3 separate regions of the Mus musculus genome follow, and all the other regions are linked to region 1. Evidence: chromatin loops called from intact Hi-C (ENCODE). Cell type or tissue: left cerebral cortex. All regions are shown on one strand.

What was found. Peaks named below come from ENCODE experiments on the same cell type or tissue, not always from the same donor. Only the 100,000 strongest peaks of a DNase experiment are listed, where the experiment ranks them.
Region 2: a loop joins it to region 1, with 2.7 times the contacts of the local background. A loop is called at or near these places in 6 of 42 quality-filtered maps.
Region 3: it touches region 1 in a loop (2.7-fold over the local background); 2 of 42 quality-filtered maps call a loop at or near these places.

What each region holds. Positions count from the first base shown.
Region 1 is chr14:61,677,255-61,685,254 of GRCm38, reverse strand. It overlaps Dleu2 (deleted in lymphocytic leukemia, 2), which reads left to right and starts at 2,882. Exons shown (of 7, transcript NR_028264.1): 1 at 2,882-3,145. In left cerebral cortex, CTCF peaks have their summits at 3,108 and 4,142; DNase peaks (open chromatin) are centred at 3,772, 4,200, 4,656, 4,929 and 4 more places; H3K4me3 peaks cover 4,026 bases; H3K27ac peaks cover 4,403 bases.
Region 2 is chr14:62,169,835-62,177,834 of GRCm38, reverse strand. Gm35419 (a long non-coding RNA gene) reads left to right here and starts at 6,822. Exons shown (of 3, transcript XR_383483.2): 1 at 6,822-6,931. In left cerebral cortex, a CTCF peak has its summit at 3,866; DNase peaks (open chromatin) are centred at 28, 2,263, 3,806 and 6,294; H3K27ac peaks cover 276 bases.
Region 3 is chr14:61,804,362-61,812,361 of GRCm38, reverse strand. No RefSeq gene overlaps it. Among named protein-coding and RNA genes, the nearest start is that of Gm35247, 9.5 kb to the left of the region's middle. In left cerebral cortex, a CTCF peak has its summit at 3,803; DNase peaks (open chromatin) are centred at 1,272, 2,466 and 3,982.

The sequences.
Region 1 (8,000 bases):
CTTAGTCAGGTGTGGGTGAGCAGGGCGAGCACTCCAGCAAACGGTTTCCACTTTCAACTCCCCGAGACCCTGCAGGTCTTTCTCACACTTGCCCAGACCTACAGATACTGCTGCAACAAAGGTGTTACTAAACAGAATAAAGTGTGTGGTAAAGAAAGTATGGGGGTGGGGTGAGGGTGGAAGCTGTTTCAAGTCAGTGTTGTTTCTCTGTGGGGGAAGAAGGGGAAGCGAGGACACGTTTTAGCTGACTAGATTGACACCAGCTGCCATTCCTGAGCGCCCCAGTTGTGTTTGGTTACCTTCACCTCGTAAGATGCCTTCCCTGAACTGCTAAAGTCGGCCCACCCGTCTCTTTGAAACCTGCCGGAGGCCGCCTTTGTCACTGCAATGACTCCTATGAGGGAAGAGGGATACCACTAGTTTCGTGAAGTCTTTTAAATTGTATAGAACTTTGGTTATTTGCGTGTGGGCGGGATGCTTATCCAGTTTCAGCCGGGCAAGAATTCCGTGGGCCTCGAGTCCCAAGAGGCCTTTGCGCACCCTCGCCTGCGTTCCTGCCTGAGACCCTGCTAAGACATCTGCCACTAGAAGCCAAACTCGTTCGTGTCACACTCCTTTACTTCTGCAGGGTCTCAGTCTTCAACTTCGAGACCCAGACCAAACTCTCCATGCAAGATTGATGTACTATCCATATGCACTTTTCCGGAGATGGGAGTTTGGGGGGAGGGGGACCCTTCGCAACCTAGGACAGATCCTGGCAACTCCTGGGCTTCCTTCGGGAACAGCTCCCCCCACCCCCACCCCCATCTCGGCCAATGTTTGCGACCCTACACTTAGGTCTGCCACCGCTGCCCTTAGGGAAGTGGCTGTGACTGATGCGCCTGAAGTGGTTTCGTTTTGATTCCCTTCCCTCCTCTCCGCGGCTAGGAAGACCGTGAAAGAACAAAGTGGGGGCGGAAAGCCGGTGTCTTAACAAAATAGCTGTGCCGCTGAGCCTTAGTCGGAGGACGGGGTAAGGCAACCATGACCATGCCTTGACAAACTCTGACCCTTGCAAGAGTGGGAAGGACCAGGAGGCCCTGACTTGTTTACTAAATGCAAAGAAACGTGATTTGTAGCTATTGCTGCAACCAAAGTGTCAAAGAAACGAATTTGCATTCATAAGAGGTTTGTTTTCCAAATGCTGAGTAATGAAGGGTACAAGGACCGGGAGGTGAGTAGCTAGGGCCTTTGGATAAATTGCAGAGGATGGGGAAGATTGAGGTCCCGCCCTAGGCTCTGCACACCGCCAGGTGTGGGCGACCAAAGCCTATCAGGCCTGCAGCTCCAAACTTTAGAAAGGAAGCGAGTGCTGCAAAAGTTCACTTTATATTGTCTCACTTCCTTCTTTTAGCAAGCACACACATAGCAAACTTGGAAGGCACGTTCTAAGCTTTAGAATCTAAAGTTTCTCCTTTAAAAAAAAGAAAGAAAGAAAGAAAAGAAATAGAAATAGAGAGAGCGAAAGCAAGCGGGCCTAAATCTGGAAAGGTTTCTCAACTCTAGGCAAATCTATTTCCTCCCCCATCTGACTCTTGGAAAAGCTCTACCAGGTTTGGACCCACCCTTATACCTAACTTCCAAGCCCCTCACAGTAGGTAGGTGCCCGTGCTGAGGCGTGGTGGTGGTCCGAACTTGGGGCGGGGGAGTGGGATGGGGGGAGTTCTTCTAGACTGTTTACCCCTCTCCAGTTGCTGGGAAAGTCCGATGCGTTTCCTGTTCTCATCCGAGCTCAGCCTGTTTTCCTGAATCAGTGATCTGGTAGCTAACTTATTATGTTCTGATCCTGAAAAGTAAAACTGCGTTCTGAAATCAATTACTTAGGAAAGGGACTAGAAGCTACAGAAGTTAATCACGCTTAGACTAACCACTTAGTTTGCCTTAATTGTAAGGCCTTCCTTTGGTGTTTATCGCACTTTTTGTTTACACTGAGCCCTCCGCCTAGGCTTTAGGCCAGCAGGGCGCTCAGTTTCACTTCGGGGTTTGGAGGGGCCTATCACTTCGTCCTCGGGGTTTAAAGGCAACTTGTAATGGTTTGCCCCAATCACTCCTGTAACCAAAGAGTAAGTCCTCAAGAACCGCGTTCCCTTGTCAAGGAGTCGGATGCGCAAATGCCTGGGGCTTTAAGCAGCTGGGAAAGCGAGAAGGAAGCTAGCGTGAAGCTAGCTGCACCTGCGGATCCAGAGCGTCCGCCCCGCGCTTCCCGCGCCCAGCGCTTTTGCCTGGGAGCTGCTGCGAGCCACCCCCGCACCCCTCACGCCCGTTGGCCGGGGGAGCGAGGCCTAGCAAGCGGACGCCTGCGGGAGCCGCCGCACGTAGGGGGCACAGGGACTTGTCCAGGCCGTGGGCTCCAAAGCGAGGCCCAAACGCGCGCGCTCTCTGCAAGTAGGGCGGTGGCGCTCCCAGAGACGGAGGGAGGTAGAGACGCCCGAGCGAGCGAGCGAACGGCACGCTCGGGGCCACTCCGCGCGCAAGGCTCGGGTCCGGGAGAAATTCCCCCCCCCCACCCCCCGTCGAGTGGTCAGAGTGCGGGTCCCCAGGTCGTGCACACCACCCGGGCCGGCGACCCCAGCCAGGAGCAGGGGAGCGCCGCAGGGCGGAGGCCGCTGCCACGGAACCAGGCGGGCGGCGCACAGCCCCGGGGAGCTGGTTTTCCCGAGAGGGCACGTGACGGGGTTGGCAGCGCTCGGGCCCGGGCGGGGGGAGGGGGAAGTGGCGAGCAGGAGGCCCGGGGGCGGGCGGCTGGCGCGCTGTGTACTTAGGTCGTGTGCTGGGGCTTTTCTCTCCTGGGAGCGGGCCGAGGGGCGGGGGAGGGGCCACCGCTCCGCCTTCTTCTTTTCGCAATGTTGACGCAATCTATAAATAGTGGAACAAAAGGACCAACTTCCTCGGAGCTTTGCTGAAACTGCACAAAAAATCGAGCTGGGGGGTTCCCTGGTCCCCGATGTTGGGGCGGAGAGCGCGGCGCCGAGGGAGGGGGCGGCGCAGACCGGCCTAGGGGACACCTGGTCGAGCGCAGCCGCCGCTCCGCTCGAGCCCTGCGCTCCAGTGCCCCCACTGGCTGGAGAGCTCGCCCAGACCGGGGGTCTTCCTCCGTCGCTGACAGGTCAGTGCGCACCGCCCCTTTCGACTCTAGGCTGCTTTTCTCCCTCCTCCAGCCTCCACTTTTAGAAGGGAACCGGGGCGGGGGCGGGGGGCGGTAAGGAAATAGAACGAGGAGCAGCAGCGACAGAAGGAAAAAAAAAAAAAAAAAGCAAAGCTGTAACCCCGGCGTGCACGGAGCGAAGAGAGTGAGGGGCTCCAGGAGGAGATCTGCGCGTGGCCCCCACGGGAGACGGAGCTGGCAGAGCAGGCGGGCCGCAGGGTGAGAGGAGGGGGCTCCCCGGAGGCCGTGCGCGTCTCTCGGTCCCCTTTGAACGCAGACCTGCAGAGTCCGCCTGGTCCACGGTGGGAGGAATGAGTGGAGAATTGTCGCCGCCGCCACTGCACCCCCGAGGCCCACGCACCCTGAGCGCCTAAATTTGGGGACAGGGTGGGAGGGGGGCACCCTGCGCTCAGGGAGCAAGGACCTGAACTCAGGAGCCCGCTGCTTCGCCGTTGGGGAGGGCGGAGCTGGCGCTGTTGACAGCGGTGAGGGAGCAGGGAGGGCGAAAGTTGGGGAGAGGAGGCGGGAGAGGTGGGAGTCTAGTTGAAAAGGGGGGGGAGGGAGCGCGCGCGCGGGATTCTGAGGGGCGTGGATCACGTGATGGGCAACCACCCCCGCTACAGGCTGGCGGTAGGGTGACGTCACCACCCTGCCTGCAGGGGGTGGCACTTCCGTTTTCTCCCCCCCCCCACCCCCCCCAGGGCTGCTGCTCCCAAGCTTCTGCACCCTCCTGAGGGTGGGCAATAGTCTGAGGTCATCAGGTGCTTTGGCAACAACCGGGAGTTAGGCAATGAGGGCTAGGTCTGAAGCTCAAGCCGGGCCGCCCCTCGACGCGCCCCATTGTGTGAGCAGTGGGCGAGGGCGGTGCCGGGTGCCGGGCCCCCCGCGGCTCCCAGCTCCAAAAGGGCGGGGAGGACTCTGTTCCGTCAAGGCGGAGTCTGGCCACTAGCTGGTTCCTGAGTCCAGACTTCGAGATCCCAGCGACTAGGGTCTTACTCGCCTGACTAGCCCTCTGGGCGCCTGGTGGTTAGGAGCCAGTTCTATGGCTCTGGTCCGTGGCCCAGCTTGATGGGTGTGTGGTCAATCTGTCACCACTGGAGCGACTCAATTCCAGCAGTCCTTAAGAGCTATTTTGAGTAAACTCTGGGTTTTGGTGACTCAGCTCGGTGAGCGGCGCTATTTATAGGTAGATGAGTTAAGAGCGGGGAAATACGCTTCGATAGGATCGGTCCGCCCTATTATAGCAAAGATCTCTACTAAGAAGCAACAATTTAAAGTCTTAGGAAAGAAAAATACTTGGTTCTTAGAATCTGTGTTGTAAGGAGAAGACTTAGAACAGTGAAAGTGGAACATTTCCCGGAGTAAATGGAGAATTTGGGGACTGTCATGACCATTAACTGGCTTTTCGGTGTAGGTTACTGACTCTCCTAGACACCTGCAACATAGAATGCCCATATTAGAATGATAAAAGGGGAAACTAAATGCTGGCAAAGTCCCTGCACTATATTCTGTAACAGGAAGGGATGTGTGATATTTATCTAGTGTCAAAAGTCTGGTCTGGTGGGAATTTTATGTTTATCACCCAATTTCTTCCAAGAAAGTACAACAAAAACGTGTGCTTTTCTTCCCTAGTGTGTAAATGTGCCACTAGTACGTTATTGCTTGTTGGGGTGTTATGATTTTAATTTTCACATTCCCACATTCCTTCAGCCTCCACTTTAGAAATCCAAGAGGCATATGCTATGAGAAAGATTGTGAGGTTGTCTGTCGGGTGGGAAGAGTTGAGTGAGCTCTCCTAGCCGCTGTAGCTTTCCATAGGTAGTGTCACCTGGGGTGTCTCTTGAAAGAAAGATGGTGACTTCCTGAGTGGTTAGGTCAGCTAAGAATAAAAGTGTCCAAAAGACTACAGAGTACACACACTGGGGCCTGCAAGATAGATGTGCGTACTGGTACGGGTGCTGGGTGGGAGTTGAAAAGGGGTAAGAGGGAAGCTGGACAGATGGTCAGGGCCTTCATGATTCAGAATAACCATGCTGAGGAATTTGTATTTGTACCTGAATGGGCATTTTTATTTTTTTAGCCTTTTAGGATGAACAGATATGCTTTGAGGGGAAAAAAAAAGCAATGGGTGGTGGTTGGTTTTTTTTTTCCTCCTACAAGTAAACAGAAAATGTAGCACAGGATTTCAAAGGGTTTCTCTGCTTTGTGATGCCTCAGCTCAAAACCTGCAAGAAGGGAAAACCTCCAGAAGATGTCTGATAGATGTGACAATTGGTCACATAGGCCTTGTGAGGATCTGGGAGGCTTAGAGATGGGATGTAAAAGGATTGTGAGCTAAGATAGAACCTGCTAGAACCACCTGCCATGTACCCAAGAGAAGTCATTAGCTGTTTGAGGTCAAGGGATGCACAGTCTTGTCTTTGGGTGAGTAAGAAGGTGTGGACCTCGGGGTAAACACATTTTTTACACTATGGGGGAACCTTTCCCAGGGAGGTTGGTGTAAAGTCTGGATCTCTGAAGTCACTAAAATATAAGTGGTAGCTAAAGCCATGGGGGAGGCTAAGAGGACCGGGAGGCTGTCTAGTTAGCCAGAACTCCAAGGAACACTCACACTTAGTGCAAGTCTAGAGCAGGAGGAGGCTTTAAAGGACAAGGCTAAGTAAAGAAATAGTGTCCTTAGTGTATGGCTGTAGTCCTCCATGGCTCTAATCCTTGGTGCATGGCTATAGTTCTGTAGGCCATCCGTCCTGCTACCTGAAAATAAAGAGAAACCTGCTGCTTCCTTCATAAGACCAAAAAGAGCCAGGCATGATGCTTAGTGCCTGTAATCCACTCGGGAGGCTGAGGCAAGAGGACTACTGTGATCTCAAGACCAGCATGCAATACAGACTATGACTGTCTCAAAAACAATGGGACTGGAAAGACTTCCACTCTTAGTGGAAAAGAAAGCATAAGAGTTGCATGTACTTTTCCCATTTTCACAGTAAATGCTAAGTCAACAGTTACCAGGTAAATGATTGGCTTAATATATCTAGAGAACTAAAAATAACACTCATATCAAGGTAAATAAAATGTTCTTTATAACCTGGTATCTTTTACAGTTTGCCTTAAGCTTCTATTATTTATGTATCTTTGATGTTAGATTAAATATGCTTCTCTTTTAGAGATAAAAATAGTGGCTGGGCTATTTTAATAATTAATATTCTCCTAAAGGCAACTCAGAATACTTTTCTAGTTGCATAATTATATTTACGAGTCAAAAGCCCTATACATTCATGCTACACACATTTTAAAATAAGTACATTGCAGGGTGGAGAGATGGCTCAGCTGTTAAGAGCACGTATAGATCTTCCGAAAGACTGGAGTTTGCCTCTCAGCACCCATGCTGGGAAAATTGCCTGTGACTCTGATTCCAGGGACACCTGGTACCTCTGGCCACTGTGGCACCTGCACGCACATATGTGCACACTCGAATCACACACACACACAAATACAAATAATTAAAACTAACAAAAATCTTTAAAAAATAAAAACACCCATATAGTGAGAAAACATGAGTCTTTTGTAGATCACTTGATGATTTTTTTTTGAAGTAGCTTCTTAAAAAATACTTTTTAAAGTTTCTTATACAGCAGTGATTTTTTTTTAATGGACACAGCATTAGCATTACATTAACATACTTTGTTATCAGGCCCCAAACCTTCTGACTTCTCTGTGATGTCACAGCTGCCATGGAGGCAGCCCAGAGGAACTGAAGTAAACACTTTCAGATGACATAATGCAGCCCTGAAGGAGGAACAACCTCAACCAAACTCTACCCTATAGATTTGCACATGCAGTTTTTCCATATGCCGGAATGCTTGCAACCTTGGTGTGATGGCTAGTCTTGGTTGTCAACTTAACTACACCTGGAATTAACTAAAACCCAAATGGCTGGGAACACCTGTGAGGGATTTTTTTTTCTTAATTAAATCATTTGAGGTGAGAAGACCCACTTCTAATCTGGATCTTTGAGATAGAAAGATATACATCTAATCCAGATATTCTGAGGTGAGATCTACCTTTAATCTGGGCCACACCTTCTACTGGCAGCCTATAAAGAGAACCTGAAAAACAGAAGCGTGTTCTTGCTCTCCTAGCAAGTCAGTTCCTTCACTGGCATCAGACCAGCTGAGGCATTTAGTCTTGTGGGCTGAACAGCTACTGGATTTGTGGATCTTCCATTGGTAAACAGCCATTGTTGACCGAGGTGGACCACAGCCTATAAGCCACTCTATATATACACATACCATTCTGAAGTTCTGTTCCTCTAGAGAACATTGACTGATAAGATTTTTTAGTACCAGAAGTGAGTCTAGAGCATCAGAAGTATACAGATGAATTTTTTTTTTTTTTTAAGTATCTGGATTTAGGCTTTCTAATTTGCCGACGAATTACTGCAGCCTCTCCTGGAAACTCCGAGATTACTGAAAGCCTGTGGTGTGAACTATTTTACAAGCTTAAGGGGACAAATGGATTGGATTATCTTGATTCACCAGTTGTGAGAAGCAACAGATATGGTGAGTCTGTACATAAAACTGGACAAATGAGGACGCGGGTTGGTTGTTCCTAGCATCTCTGGATAAATCGACAAAGGAAAGGAATGAGCTCTGTGATTACAAAACAAAACAAAACATCTAGCATTTTGAAATATGTTGGAGGAAAATGAACCCAGTGATTAAATGGTCAGCTCCAGATGCACAGAAGCAGTCTAAAGGTTTATAAGGGTGCCCTGGAAGTGAATCTGCTCTCCAGCAGCCATTACAGCTCCCATTAT
Region 2 (8,000 bases), 490 kb before region 1:
TCCAGCTGATATCAGAAAACAACCTCATTCCACCCTGTCCTTCCCATTGATCATCTCCAGATGTCCTTTGGTCACTGAGGTTGACTAAGCACCAGCTGTACATCTGGTAGGATGCCCGATGATGTCACATGCCCTGAATAGTGTCCAGTGTTGGATCCCTCCCGCCCTGTCACACTAGTGAGTGCCAAGTGAGAGATGAGCATCATCCAGCAGTCAAGATTTCCACCAGGTCTAAGCTACTTTCTTCAAGCCTTGCACAACTCATGGGGTTCTATGGGAGGTCGAATGAGTTCCACTGCTGTGTTTACAATGCATACTACTAACTGCATTTCCATTGTCCACTATATTCATGTCTTGGAAACTCCTGACAAAACGTGGCATTTTAAAAACAATGGTGATCCATCAGCATTGAACAACAAGATTTTAATTTTGCGAAGCACACAGTTTTCAAACCTCTGGGTGCCTGCATAATCTACAGTGGTATTCCAGCTGACCCCAGCTCTGTGCTTTGGGACATTTGCCCGAGTCTCTGTAGAGCATATGCTTTCTCTGTTGCTGAGTTATACACTTACACATGAGGGATGGTGACAGAAAAAATGAAAAGGCTCTCTGTTCTGTAAGCAAACCACTATGTTCTGTAAGAGTAGAAAACTTTGTTACGTTCAGGGAAAGTCCCATAGTTCATAAAACATGGTAATCATACATCTGAACCTGGGTGTTTTGTGCAGCATCAGTTGCCAATGTGTGATAGTACTTTGATCAAAAACTAGCATACACTCTACAATACTCAAATCAGTGAACCTTACTGAATTCTTAGTTCAGAATTAGTAGCATTTTTGAGTTTGAGAGCATAGTAGGTCACTGGGTGATATAAACAGACAACATTGTAGAATCAACTTCCTGGGTCATACAGCTGGCACTAAAGGCACAGGGCTGCCTTCAAGCCCTTCTGTCTCTGAGGCTGCCTTTCACCACCCAGGGCCTTCCAGTGCCACTCCCAGGGATCAGAGAAGTCTGTGATACGAGAACCTCAGAAGTGGGATGGCCTTAGAGAGGCTGTGGTTTTGCTTCCTCATCTCTCAGGTTAGGACAGCAAAATGGCCAAGAGGTAAGTGAAGAGTTCAAGGCTCTTTAGTGCTTTTTTGGTAGTACCAAGTACTACCTATGCCAGTAGAAACCTGTATTGTGATGGTTATCGGATGCTTGTCTTGAAGATTGTGTGACTGAAGAACTGAGTATTCAACTGAAACGTAGCTAGCCAGTAGGGTGGCACTGCTGCTCATCGCATCTGAACATTCTTCCCATCCTATGTTCCGCTTTCTTCTGTTAAGAGGTGGCACATCCAAACCTCCGATATGTCTACTTGCCATAGGGTTGTGTTACATAGCATTAAACACACCAGGAAGTCCAAATAAGAAATGGAAATGCCTCCTGCATCCATGGTTATACAAGTGACATGAGATACATCATGGAAACCAAGTTGTCTGACCTATCTGACACGCTTTGTGAAACCACCATCTCCACAGTCTTTGACACGTCTTTGCATTATTTATCCCCGTGGAGGTGGCATATAGGACAACTTGAGGAAGTCAGTGTTTTCCTTCCACTACGAGGGTTCTAGGGACTGAACTCAGGTTACTGAGTTTGGTAACACGGACCTTTATCCATGGAGACTTCTCCAGGTTTTTAATTTTAAATCTAATTTTCACCTTGCTATCCTGAAATGGATTTGAGTGGCAACAGCAAAAGCCCCTGGCTGCTGAGCCACCTCACTAGCTCTGCTTTCTGTAGTCTCGGTAAGGAGGTTAAAACTGGACTGGATGGCAGCATGCAGCCCTCTGCGTCTTTCTCATTTTAAAAACAATTCCAAACGATCTATAAAATGAAAAGTCACTATTTCTTTCTAAGTCTAACACCTTCATAGTCTACAGAGGTCTGTCGTTGCTGAGGTGTGAGCAGACCTCACTGCTGTGAAACAGGCCAGGCACTGTACTCTCTGCAGGCCCTCGTCACCTCAGAAGCTCACTGAAACGTCTTGACTTGCCTCCTCTGCTCAGTTAGTTTCCACAAATTATTGGGGGGGGGGGAGCCACTGCTGAGTGGAGCTGGGTATGAAGGTGGAGATCTGCCAGCTAGTACACCATCAAGGCTTCCCAGGAAGCTAGCGTGATTCTGAAAGAGCCACTGCTCTCCAGACCACACCACCGACTCCCCACATCAGACAGTCTGCCATGAGGAAGTCAGACGAGACCTTCAGAGAAGCTATTCAAAGGGGAGGGACCGGCTGGCTTCATAGTTTGCTACTGCTCAGTGGCTTCAAAGGCCAACGGTCTCCCTTCACATGATTCGGGAGACAAATGGCCTTTCTTGTCTCTGTAATGTCTGGTCCAGAAGTCTTGTTTTTCATCCTCTGCCTCCTGGGGGTGGGGTGGGGGGGGGAAGGGAGTTTAATTAGACAAAATTATCGTCAGTGAATATCCACTCCCCCCTTTTATTGGCCAAATGACCTCTTCTTAAAATATGTTTGGTGTTCTTTTCTGAACTGAGAATCATCCACCCACAGGGTTATCTGTTCCATATTTTCATCAGAAAGTCAAGGAGGTTTGGCAGTGGAACAGTAAGGTCGGCTCCATTATCTAATTTTGTCTGAGATACTTGGCTTACCAGTGGGGAAGGTGGATGGCTGGGAATCTGTAGGGGAAGCTGTAGCCTTTCTCTCTCTCTTGGGAATCTGTGGTGGGAACGGCAGAGCCTCCAAGGAGCCCCAAGGCTTTCCCTGGGGCCAGAACAGAGAAAGCTGCTGCTCTGGGCCTTTTCTTGGATGCACATAAAAGAGGTCAAAGGAAATTATAACAAAGCTTCTTTAAAAAAAAGCTAGACACTTTGATGTAATGCATTAATTCAAAGGAATGGCAAAAACATACACAAACTGGCGGGGGGGGGGGGAGAAATTCTTGTGAATATTTTTTGATCAAGTCAGGATTACTGATATTAAAGTAAATAGTGACTGGTTTTGGTATTCGGTCTGTATTTTAAATCAGTCAGTGAATACAAATATCTAAAAGCTGGCATGTGACGCTATCCCAACCCTCACAGCAGGAAGCATTAGTTCAGAGCAGTAGGGAAAATGCATATTTGAGTCCTTTAGTGACTTGTGACTGCAGAGAGCCACATCTAGCAATCAGGCAGATAGATAATGTCATCTGGGGTCATTGTGATGCCTTGTAGAATCTTTGGACAAGCTGCTTTGAGATGAGATTACTTTTGTAGAAGTACAATCCCTTTGCACTCGGTTTTGTTGACAAACAGATCAAGCAGCTGACAGAGAAGTGGCAGCGCAATGTGTTTCTTCGAAGCAGATGCTGCACTTTAGCCAAGAAAGAAAGAAAGAAAGAAAGAAAAAATCGATTCATCAGCTTGTACGTGCACATCACGAAGCGCTTAATCAGAAAGTCATGTGGGACTTTCTTTGCCATGATCATGAGACCTGGGGTTCTCAAGGGAAATGTTCCAACACGAGAAAGAAAATACACAGCCCAGAAAGCCCATGTTTTCAATTTGCTGCCGCACGGTTTAAATGATCTAAATAGGCAGCTTAATGTAGGGAGAAGGGGTCATTCAAGGTGAGAAAAATCATGTTTAATACCCCCAGCTCACGTTGGGTTGATTGTACTTTTGAAATGCGAATGACCTCAGCTGACAGCGTTCCTCTTGATAAGAGGATCCCCTGTCTGTTTCTAAATCTGTCATCTGCCAGTGACAATGGAAGCATGTCTCAGCTCCTGGCACCAGGCCCAGCTCCTCTGGGCATCATGCAGAATTCGGGGTTTGTTGGTTACTTTCTCTGTATATTGCCAATGTGCTTGCCTCCTCTAGGTGCCACCCTTTCTGTTTCCCATATGTATGCTGCATCACTACAGAGAAAAACTCGACGGCGAGGGTGTGGACTGCATCTTTCCTGGGGAACCTGCTTCAGTTTTCTCTCTATGTGGGATGGGGGGGGGGGAGGGTAGAGTTCTACAGAAACCACAGTCCTCCGATGGAAAGGGTTGCAAAGTTGAGCACTTACTTGATGCTTGCCAGCACTACAGGCAATAGAAAAGAAGTCTGGTTAAAGGCTTGTTTTGATATTCAGTTTATTTTTAGTTCTATGTTTGGGTATGTTTGGGTATACACAACATACATGTGTGTACAGGTGCTCTTGGAGACTTTGGATCCTGGGAGCTGGAGTCACAGGCTATAGTGAGTTGCTTGATGTGTGTGCTTGAAACTGCCCTTGGGTTCTCTGTAAGAGCAGTGTGTGCTCTTAAGGGCTGAGCCATCTCTCTAGCCCAAACAGTATTTATGCTTTAGAAATGCAGCATGGACTATTTTAGATGAAATTATGTAATGCCTGTAAGAAAGACTGTGGATTTATAGTTGTTGAAAATAGTTGATAGGTACAAAGGGGTCTATTAGATTAGTGTGTTTATTTTTGTGCATAGTTTATAGTCTCTATAATACACAACTTAAAAGATGGCAGGAAAGGGAGCCTTATCCTCAAATACACAAGCCCCAGTGAGGCCAGAGATGCAGCCCTTCAGACAGTAGCCAGCAGGCAGCAGGCAGCACTGCTCAGAGCTCTCTGGTGTTTGACCTCACAGTGTGGTGTCGTGTCCCTTACAGTTCTCTGTCTGTCAGACTGCTGGGATGCACCCTCTCCTTGAATTCTTCTCCCACTGACTGGGAGTCCAGTCAGGATCTGCAGAGTTCCAGCTTCACAAAACTCAAATGCCCCGAGTCACTTCTCCAAGGCCCCTAAGTCATTTTCCAAGGCCCTTAAACACAGATAGTGCATTCTCTCATAAGTCTGACTTGGGCTGTACACATGTTTCAATTTCCACCTAGTTTTATTTTCAGCCAGATCCCTATGGCCAGCAATGGCTGGAGGTCTTTCTCTTGCTGATCCTAAAGTGGCCTTTTTTCTTCCTGTGCCTCTTTCTATCCCTTTAGTTGCCCTGTGCCACGCCCCCCCCGCCCCCGCCCCCGCCCCCGGCATACTCCCCTGTGTCTTGAAAACAGTTCCCTGTTCTGTGTGATCATTTTGACTCTTGGACTCTAATCTCTATTCTGAAGCAAGTTAGGCTGAAGTACGCAGAGACAATAGTTCCAGCCTTTGGTTACCTCATGCCTAACTTAGATGCACAAGGCTCTCTGTCTGCTGTGGAACAGCAGCTGGGATTTCAGGATCAGACAGCAAACATCTCAACCTTCATCCGAGAATTGTACGCTGCACAGTGGTCAGAACTTCTGAGAAATGTTCTTAGTCCCCTTACTCATCTTTCTCCTCTGCTGGGCTGAGACTTCTCTGCAAAGCCACCAGAGGCAGGGTTCCTTGAAGGACAAGGAAGAGTAGCATGCTCACAGCACCATTATTAAAAATTAAGGAACGGAACAAGGGGAGCAAAAAAGGATGTCATGAGAATGAGCTCACATCCCTGGTACTATCTATCATCTCACTTAATACCACTTTTCACTCTTAAACTTGAGAGAAAGCAAAGGCCATATACAAAGGAGGACAGATCTTTGAGTAAAGAAATCCAGATTTCTGCCCAGCCTCGGCAGAGAGCATCCATCAAACGCTGGGTTTACTCTTGTGGTTTTTACTTTTTTTTCAGTGTCAAGAGCCTAGGACAATCCTAGCGTGGGAGTGGATGCTGACCAGACAAGTTAAAGAGATAGGAAATGGACTCCGATTTCAGTAAGAGATCCCACAGGGAAGCAGACCCACCCACCAGGAAAATTTTAGCTGTCAAATATTGTGAGATCTAAAGTAGGGGCACCAGAATCCAGGGCCGAGTGTTACAGAAGTGAAGGTCTGCTCCGCAGGTCCATTGGAGGGCAAGACCAGCCCCCTCTGTGCGGTCAGAACAAAGGCAGACTAGAGAGCCTGTAGTAGTCATGCTGAAAGTGGGAGCCCCTGAAGTTTTAAGTAATTGGGGTCCAGAGTATATTGGTGTTGGCCATTTGCCCACAGTCCTACAAAGAGTTTGTGGCAAGGCTGAGATTCGGGAAAAGCTCCTCCCACTGGGCTCTAACAGCCTCAGTGCTGCTGAGTTGCCCTCAAACATGGCTGCTTCTTTCATCCCCAGACAGGCTTGAGAGTCACTTGCGCTTCTCAGCGGGACTCTTACTTTTTGAGCCCAGGGAAAGAAGCATTCTGCAAACACTTTTCATTCCCCTCACAGCACATGCTGAGCGAAAGGCACTCTGCAAAAGTCCCTTATGGCCAAAACAAAACAAAATGTAGCATTCATTCCAACAAACTTGCAGTCAACCCTAGCCCAGAAGCAAAATCCCACGCAGAGAATATGGTCCCTCGCCGCTCACAAATCCACTCGGGAGGGACTGTGAGCGGGGGCTTGCAGCTGTGTGGAGACCAGTCAACGTTCAGCGTGGCGCTCACTGGAAATTCTACCATAAGACTTGTTTTTAATTCCACTGACACTTTGAATGTTTTCCTTGTGTACCTATTAATGGCAAGAAGGAAAGTTAAAAAACAAATAAAACAAAATAGAAAAAGAAATGTAGTGTGGGAAGAGCAAGAGAGGGAACTGTGGTGGAGGGCCAGTGAACTTGTAGGCTAGGATGTCTCTGTTTTAGGCTCATTCTAGCTTGGCCATACTCTATTAAAAAAAAAAGAAAGAAAGAAAGAAAAAAAAACCACGCTGCATTTAAGAGTTCAATGAACCTTGATTCCTTGTCAGATTAGCAAACTCCTCACCATCGGGCTGTAAAATTTCTCAGGCTTTTGTCTCAGAGTCTCCAGGTTGAGAGAGGCCAGAGAAACTTCAGCCAGACCCAGTCTCAGTCAATTACCTTCTTAATTCTAAGACTATGGATGGAGGCTAGAGGAGCCTGTCTTCCAGCTTAGCTGAACACTCAGCCACAGGTAAGATTTATCCCCTCTTCTCTTCAGCTACGGAAACCCAGAGCCAGGCTCTGAGAGGACATGTGGCTCTTTAGGGCATTTTTTGTCGTTTAAAACAGTTGGACATATACTTCCTGGATCATGTCCCACACAAACAGGAGTAGTTGGTTACCCTGAACCTGGAAATGAAAGCCACCTGTAGCGAATGTCAATACCTCCCCCAAACCTCTGAGTTACTCACATCTAAGCAGCAAAGTGAAAGTCAGTCAGGGAGGAGAAGCTGCCCCGCGGGCTCTGTTAGGATAGCCTCACCTCTGCTTCAGTTACTGCCCAATGGTTGCTGGTCAGAGCAAGGCCAGGAGACGCATGAGTGGTTTGACAGTGACATACACAGTTAGTTATTCATCACCACAGTGATAAGAGTGGATAAAGCAGGACTATGCCAGCTTTCACAGCAGTGGCCACGTGAAGTATTTGTGCTTACATGCCTGGCCTAAGGAAATGCTGAGGTAAGAAAACACACACACACACACACACACACACACACACGATATGATATGCTTCATAAAACAAATTTCAACCTAATTTGAACAATAGAGAATTAATTAAAACATGGGCTATTCTCTCTCTCTCTCTCTGTGTGTGTGTGTGTGTGTTTGTCTTTCTTTCTGTCTTTATTTAGCACTATTTTGGTCTTTGATCATTTGATAAGATCTAGGCATCATTATTCCATGATGAACATCTGAAACTATGACTATACATTGCTGTCAGGAGGCCATCAGACACAAACAAGGCACTCGAGGCTATTATGCGAGGCTATTATGTTAGCACTGACAAAAACATCTACTCAATCCCTCTGGTTACTCCCCCCCCCCCGACTTTTTTATTTGATAGTTTTCTAAGTATTGAAAACATCTTTAGTTTCAAATTTTAGCCATGATGTTAAGAGTAACTCACTTTTGTTCTTCCTCTTTGCTTTCTTTTCTTTTGAGTGTTTGTTTTTTGTTTTTACTTGCCTATGCTGAGGATTGAACCCAGGACCTTCAAATGCTAGGCAATCACTCCCCCATTGAGATTTACCTCCAGCCTG
Region 3 (8,000 bases), 130 kb before region 1:
GAGAATTTATAAAGAAAAGGAAGAACAGGCCAGTACCAGCCACTCAGCACACACACAAACTCACGAGCGCACCCCAAAGTTATGATGGTAGTATGTGAGAGTCTTTAGTGCTAGAAGACAGTGTCGTCTCTTCCTCACCCCACTCCCACCTCAGGCCTCAAGTCAGACTCTGAGGCTGTGTCAAAACACCTGTGACCTACCTTAAACCAAGACAAAAGTCACACACTCATCAGCAGCAGCATCATCATCAACAGCAGCAGCATCCCAGAGACCCACATCTCAATTACCTAGTGTCTGAGTTCCCTTCTCAGTTGAACCTTTCCTCCCAACCCCTAGTCCTCTCTCAGCCTGCAGTGACCCCGTGGATCTCAAGAGCACTGTAGAAGCACAGTATCTGTCCCGGACACACTTCGAGAATGGCTGGAATGTTCCCGGAGGGAACCACGAGGCAGGTGAAGGGTGTCATTGTAACAAATACCTGAAATCATCAACTTAGGGAAAACATAAGCTGATTTGAGGCTCACATATTTAGAGGTTCCAAGACATAACAACTGGCCTCTTTGCCTTTGGGCCCATGGCAAGGAGCCACATCCTGCCAGCGAGCCCATGGTGAAACAAAGCTAGTTCCTGATAGCCAGAAACTAACAGAGAAAAGAAAAGGGATTTCGGTCTCATAACCCTTTCCTAGGACTTAAAAATCTCATGGTAGACCTCATCTTACGACATTTTCAGCATCTCCTAAGGGCTCCTAAGGGCACCACAGTGGAGATCCAGTCTTCACCAAGCCAGTCTGCAGCTCAAGCCACAGCAGGTGGGAGACAGCCATTGGTAACGGATTTCCAGTCTGCCACTGCCTGTGCCCAGAAACCTCCTTGCACTCAGCATGTGACCAAACCTCATCTCTACTCCCCATTAAATAAATGAGAATTTTGACCATTTAACAAAGGACAAACTATAGGCTGGGGACACTGTTAGGAAGCTGACATGGCTCATTTCAAACATTGCTTACAAGCCAAAGGTTAGCCTAGACGCAAGGAGCTGCGGAGAGTGGTGGTGTTGAAAAGTGTGTTTGATTCAGTGCTGCTTTGGATGTTCAGAACTCTGAGAGCGCTAACTGGGGAACCCAGCATCCATCAGCCAGCCTGGTCTTGAAGCACTAACTGGGGAAGGATTGGCAGCCAATGTTATTACCTCACTGAGGGAAAAAAAAAATCCCTCAGAAAGGCAGTGAAAACTGAGGCAGGCAGAAGGTCTTCGCAAAAGTGTGGGCTGCAAACCCATCTGGGACCAGAGAAATGACCAGCTCCAGATGTGCACAAGGACTACTTTCTCCTGGAAAAGAAACATCCAAGCATATCAATTCTCCTCCGCTACGCACGCAGCTCCCCTCTCCCTTAAAAGCAACAAATCCACCAAGCATTTTCTGCTAAACTGGAAGGCAGAAGTAGGAGCTGCCAGCCCGATAAATGTTTAGGCTTGAATATGGGCTCTACAGAAAATCTTCTTGCTCTTTTCCTCTAGGGGGGACCTTATCTAGGCTTTAAAAGAATTCCATTTGATTAAACTATGGTTGAAGCAAGATAGATCTACAGCAGGCAGCATAGTTTTCTATCAACACAGAATCAGCAATGAAAGAGTGTCTGGGCACGTTGTAAATCCATTAGAATAAGCTAACGGCTCTGCTAACATGCTCAAAATAATACGTGCTTGTCATAAATGTAATTAAATAATTCAGTGGAAAATTAAATGTTGAAACAATTACCCATATGGCTTAGAGCATTATGAAAATATTATGGAAAAGAAAAATGGAAGCTATATTCCTAGTACATGGGGGTTTTCGGTCCTTGGCTTTTATTCTCGTTCCTGCCTAATGAAAGGAAAGATAAAACAGTACTTATGAAGGGCCTTGTGTGTGAGAGTAAATGTTTTCACATATATCATTCCATTTGATTATCGTAACAACTTCGTGAGTTCATTTTACCAATAAGGTAACGTTGGCTAAAGCTTGGAGACGTTGTTAGTCACTGAGCCGTCTTTCCAGTCAAGACCTGTCCAGATCCACTGCACCATGCGTTTTCAGCTCTCTCTCAGCTTCTCACCTGCATCCAGCATCCCCCACTGCTCCTCTGTAGAAGACTGCAATCTTACATCCTTGGAAGCTGCCCTCCCCCCGCATCCTGTCCTACAGCAGCCAGTGAGTATTGATCCTCCTTCCTGGCCACAAGACTTTGACCTCTATTTAGTATTTAATTCATAAGCGTAAAGAATCAGTGATGTAAAAATTAATAGTTAGAGATAACAGGAGGCAGGCAATCCAGTTGGGGGCTCATGTTCTCTCTCATGCTAGCTTGCTCCTGCTCTCCCCTCCCCGTACCACCCACCCCCCTGCCACCAAAACCTGACTATTAATATAAGTCCCTAGTGGTGAGGAGGTACTGGGAAGGCTGCCAACTGTAAGTGGGAGTGGGTGTGGGAAAATGCAAAAGGAAGAAGGAAAGCTGCTTTAAAAAAAAGAAAAGCCACTGGCCATCTGTAGCAAATTATAAATAAATCCCCTGGCTACAAATATAATTTCTGTAGTCCAGGGCCCCTTAGGGAAGAACACCTCGGACACAATATAGAAACTATAAAGTAGGACCCTAGAATGCCCAGGCAGGGCACCCAAAGATTCTGGAGGCTGATGCTGCAGAGACTGGCGACCTGGTACCAACAGAGATACCGTCACTTCAGGCCCAGTCTTCCAACTCTTCTGCCCAGTTTCAGCCCAGAAAACAGTGGGCATCCTGTCAATCCAAACTGTAGAGGTTTCTGGGAATGTCAAAGTTTTCCTTAACCCGAAGGCACAGTCATCAAGGAGTACAGACTTACACGTGAAGGGACTTTCCGCACTGACTAAGAGAGACCTGCTTGTGCAGGACAGTACTGCTGACATCTCCAGATGTGGCTTTCTGCACAGCAGAAACCGAGACCTCCATGGCGTGGCTCAGAAGCACCTTTCTCACAAACTCTTTCCTCTGGTACCCTGATTCTACCTGAAATTCTCCCATCCCTCCTCCCTTTAGAGTAAGATCCTCAGAGAGTACTATATATCAACTTGGCTCAAGCTAAAGACATCAGAAGGGGGGACCTCAACTAAGAAAAATACCTCCTCTGTAGGCAACCCTGTAGGACATTTTTTTAATTACTGATTGATTTGGGAGGGCCCAGCCCATTATGGGTGGGGCCAACCCTGGGCAGGAGGTCTGGGATTTTATAAGAAAGCAGACTGAGAAAGCCATGGGGAGCAAGCCAGCAAGCAACACTACTCCATGGCTTCTGTGTCAGCTCCTGCTTCCAGGTTCCTGCCCTGTCTGACTTCCTGCCCTAATTCTTTGATGATGAACTGTGATATGAGAGTGTAAGCCAAATAAACCCTTCCCTCCCCTTTAGTCATGGTGTTTCACCGCAGCGATAGTAATCCTAAGACAGGCACCATCTTAGGGAATTGACAGAAATCAGGTGAGGCCCAGCACAAGAGCAGAGGCTATTCAGTTCAGCTCTCGTCACCAAACACTGCCGTGTGGACCCCGTCCCAGAGCAGCCAGGAGCGTAGGTAATGAAATGAAGGACGCATCACTCCTTCCTCCTTTCAGGTGTGCAGCTGCATCTGGCAGAGAGGGCTATGGAGAGAGTTCCACCCACTGCAGATTTAAAAGGGAGGGACTTCAGCCAGAACACTTCCTTCCATTCACAGCCTTCCTCAGATGCGAGGACTTCCCTGCCAGGTGCCCCCGGTACCCCGGCAGGCCGCTAGGACTGCAGAGCTGTCGGGAAATTAACTGTGACATCTCAGATGAAGTTTGCAGAGCATGTTTCTATATCCAGCACAACACGGGATTTGTTTTGACATTTCAACAACTTCCCGGTAATGCTCTTGTTAAGTAAAGTGAGACTGGTGTATTTTCTACTTCTGCCTGCTTCCCACTAGTTTTTGACACACACAGAAAGATACTCCCACACTTTCACTTGCCTCAGAGACTAAGACACCGTCGTACACAGATGCAGTCCAACTTGCCGCAGCCTCTTACATACAAGTCTTTCCTGGCATCTTCACCCCACTTTGTCTCTTATATTACAACTTGTGTTACTGAGATAAAACACCATGGCCAAGGCAATGTATAGAATGAAGGGCTTATTGGGTTTACAGTCCAGAAGAACAGAAGTCTGTCACCATGGCAGGTGTGGCAACTGGATCTGGAAGCTGAGGACTTACATCTTGAAACACAAGCAGGAAGCAAAGAGCAGACTGAAATGGTGCAGGGTTTTTAAAAGCTCAAAGCCCACCCCCCAGTGACACACCTCCTCCAGCAAGACCACACCTCCTAAACCTGCCTGAACAGTGCCACCAGCTGAGGACTAAGTATTCAAATACCTGTGACAATACGGGACTTCTCATCCAATCCACCACAAAATTCATTTTAAGCCGGGCGTGGTGGTGCACGCCTTTAACCCCAGCACTTGGGAGGCAGAGGCAGGTGGATTTCTAAGTTCGAGGCCAGCCTGGTGAGTTTCAGGACAGCCAGGGCTACACAGAGAAACCCTGACTTGAAAAAAAAATCAATGTAAAGCCATGCATTATAAAAGTCATGAAATAAATGATGACGGGGGTGTAGTGTGATAGACGATACTTCTCCATGTGTAAAGCAGGCCATTGTAACATGGGGAGGGGGGGGGGAGAGCATGTTGGGAAGGAAGTCAGGTCATCTTGTAACCAGTCCCTCTGGCTTGAGTGGATAGAATGTCATGCAAGACACTCATTCCCTGAGGGACAGTGGCTTATGTCTGTCCGGGGAGGGGAGCTCTTTAAGAACTATTTCAGAAGCCCACTTCTAAATCTGGAAGACAAATTAAAGGGAATCTTTCCATCTTTCTGCTTCCTCCTTTCACGAATCTTTCTAATCCAAAGTATGTGTCTAGAAGGAGCAGCAGAGGCAAGGGTCTGGGTGCATCTGACAAGGAAATAGGGAAGAGAAGCTAAGCAGATGTCAGGTGCACCCTGAAACACTGAACCACAGATTGGAAAGGTACCATCCTTGAAACCTATGCTTGTCTCCTCTCATCCTCTTTGTAGTTGTAACTCTTGGTTCAGGTGGAGTGTAGATGGGCCATGCATGTGAAGGAGATAGCTTATTAACGACAGGACTTGGGAAGGTTGACCCACTCCAGGCATTGGTCATAGGAGTCACCGAACACCCAGGGTGGGGCCTGGCCAGCAGAGTGGAGTCCAGCCCACCACAGTTGAAGGTCAGAACATCATGGCCCTGACCCCTCATGTGCCCCTCCCACATGGGAGCTGGGTCCTCTTCCATTAATCACTAAGAAAATGTCTGTTTACAGCCCCATCTTCTCAGACTATTTTCTCAATTCTCTTTTCAGATGACTCTAGCTGTGTCAAGTTGACCTAGGACTAGCCAGCCCAGCTTCCTTTAGGAATGATGAACTCACATGTGAACTCAGACTGTGGCAGCCTGCACAGGTATAAGCCAGATGGGGTCCCAGTGCTAAATGGGGGACCAAGGAACTATCTGCAACTGACGTTCACTTGCAAAGGAAAAAATTAATTTTCTCCAATAGAGTCTCACTGGGCATATTAATCGCACATTAGGGTAGGCTGCATGCCCAGCAGTAGATAGTCAACACAAAATGAACTCAATGTATTTTTGTAGACTTTTTCATCTTATGTTCTGTTTGTCTTATTAGTCTTTTGCTAATATAAAATGGTTTCTGATTGTGTGTGTGTGTGTGTGTGTGTGTGTGTGTGTGTGTGTGTGTGTGTGTGTGTGTAAGATAGACAGAGAGAGAAAGAGAATGAGGAGAAAAAGAAAGAGAGAAACTTCTTAAAGATTTGCTTGCTTTCTTGCTTGCTTGCTTGCTTGCTTGCTTGCTTGCTTGCTTGCTTGCTTGCTTGCTTGCTTGCTTGCTTGCTTGCTTGCTTTCTTGTTTTTAAAGAGAGAGAGAGACAGATAAGGTGGGCAGGGCCATCTAGGAGAAGTTGGAGGAGGAGAAATCATCAGAATACAGTGTATAAAACGAAAGTATGTTTGGCCTCCATCTCTCTGTCATCTACATGTTACTTTATTTCAACGCTGTGGCATCCCAAAAAACCAAGAGCTTGACTGTTATCTTCAGTGGAACAGTGTTTTCTCCACTCCATCCCTGGCTCCGCCCCTTTGAAGCAGCTGTCCATCACTCCACAGCCTTCCATCCCTGGTTCCGCCCCTTTGGAGCAGCTGTCCATCACTCCACAGCTTTCCATCCCAGGCTCCACTACTTTGGAGCAGCTGTCCATCACTCCAGTCTTCCATCCCTGGCTCCACTCCTTTGGAGCAGCTGTCCATCACTCCACAGCCTTCCTTGCCTTTGTTTCCTTTTGTTTTATTGCATTTATTTTCATCCACAAAATGTTTGTTGTGAAGGTACATCAAGTTTGTGCCCTTTCGGAGTTTCCTTTCAGCCTAACTTCACAGTGACATGACTCACTTGCCCATACTACTGCACTTGAAAAAGAAGAAAACAACAAAACTCACCATGACTTTGTGTTTCTTTTGGTTTGGGTTTCTTGCTTTTTATAGCACATCATTTTTTTCCTCATGAAATAAAGCCAGTTCACAAGTGATCTGTTTGTAATTCAACAGATGCAATGAGGGAAATAACCAGAACAGAGTTCACTCTCAATATGACACAGCAGGCACAGACTGTTAAGTTATATACAGTAATGGGTGCATTCTGTGGTGTGTGACTTCTATCTCAATAAAGCCATTTTTAAATGACAGGATGAGACTCGAGAGAAGAAACTTACAGTAGACAGGAGGAGCGGTCCTGCATATTGTATGGAATTAGAGGAGAATCTGACAGGTCAGTGAATAGCTAAAGTGTGTTTGATCTGTTGATATGCGTACGCTTCCAGCACCCTAGCAACTCGCACCAACAATGTAGTATATGCTCTGTTTGCATCTTCATTGTTAATGTTTCGTTTAAATGTTTTAAGTATTACCACACTAGAGGCTATGGAGACGGTTCAGTCAATACAGTATTCCAGGGCAATAAAGCCTTGCAGTTATGAGAGTGAGAGTTCAGACCCATAGCATACACATAAAGACTAGGCACAGCAGTGCACATCTATAACTCAAAGGCTATGGGGTTGAAGACAGGGCAATCCCCAGAGCCTATAAGCAGCCAGTCTACTGAAACTGGGTAAGCTCCTTGTTTCAAAACTAAAGAAATATGGGATCTGAGTCCTCTCTCTCTTTCTCTCTCTCTCTCTCTCTGGGTGTGTGTGTGGGGGGGTAAGGTGCTTGCTACATAAATATGAAGACCAAAGTATGAATCTGTGTCACACCGCCACACATCTGTAGTCCCAGCACAGTGGGTATATGGGTCTGATGGTCAGCTAGTCTGGCACAAGTGAAAAACTCCAGGTTCAATGAAAGACCCTCTCTCAAAAAGTAAGCCAGAAAGAAGCAGAGGAAGACACATATGTTGATATCTAGATACACACACACATGCACACACACACACACACACACACACACACACACACACACATGTGGAAAGTAACTGAGAAAGACACCCTACACCTATCTCTGGTCTCCACCTGCCCGTGTACCATGCACATGCACACAAAGACTGAAACACCCACACACAAACACATGGTGCAACACATAATACACAAAAGAGTTACCATATTAAAACTCCAGCACACTATCAATATTGCATAAATAAGTTATATGTGTAATCCCAGAACACAAAGGAAAAAACTTACCTGAATTTTTCTCCAGTTTTTGCTGGAAAGCATACACTAGATCAGTCTACAGAATTAGGCGAAGTCTAAGGAAATTCTATATCCTGTCCAATTAATTAAGGGGTTACAAGCAATGACAGTAAATTAATTTTTCTTGCTTCAACCAAACACAAGCATCTCAAAGGTCTTGGGTAAAGAGCTGACCAGTGACTCTGTGGAC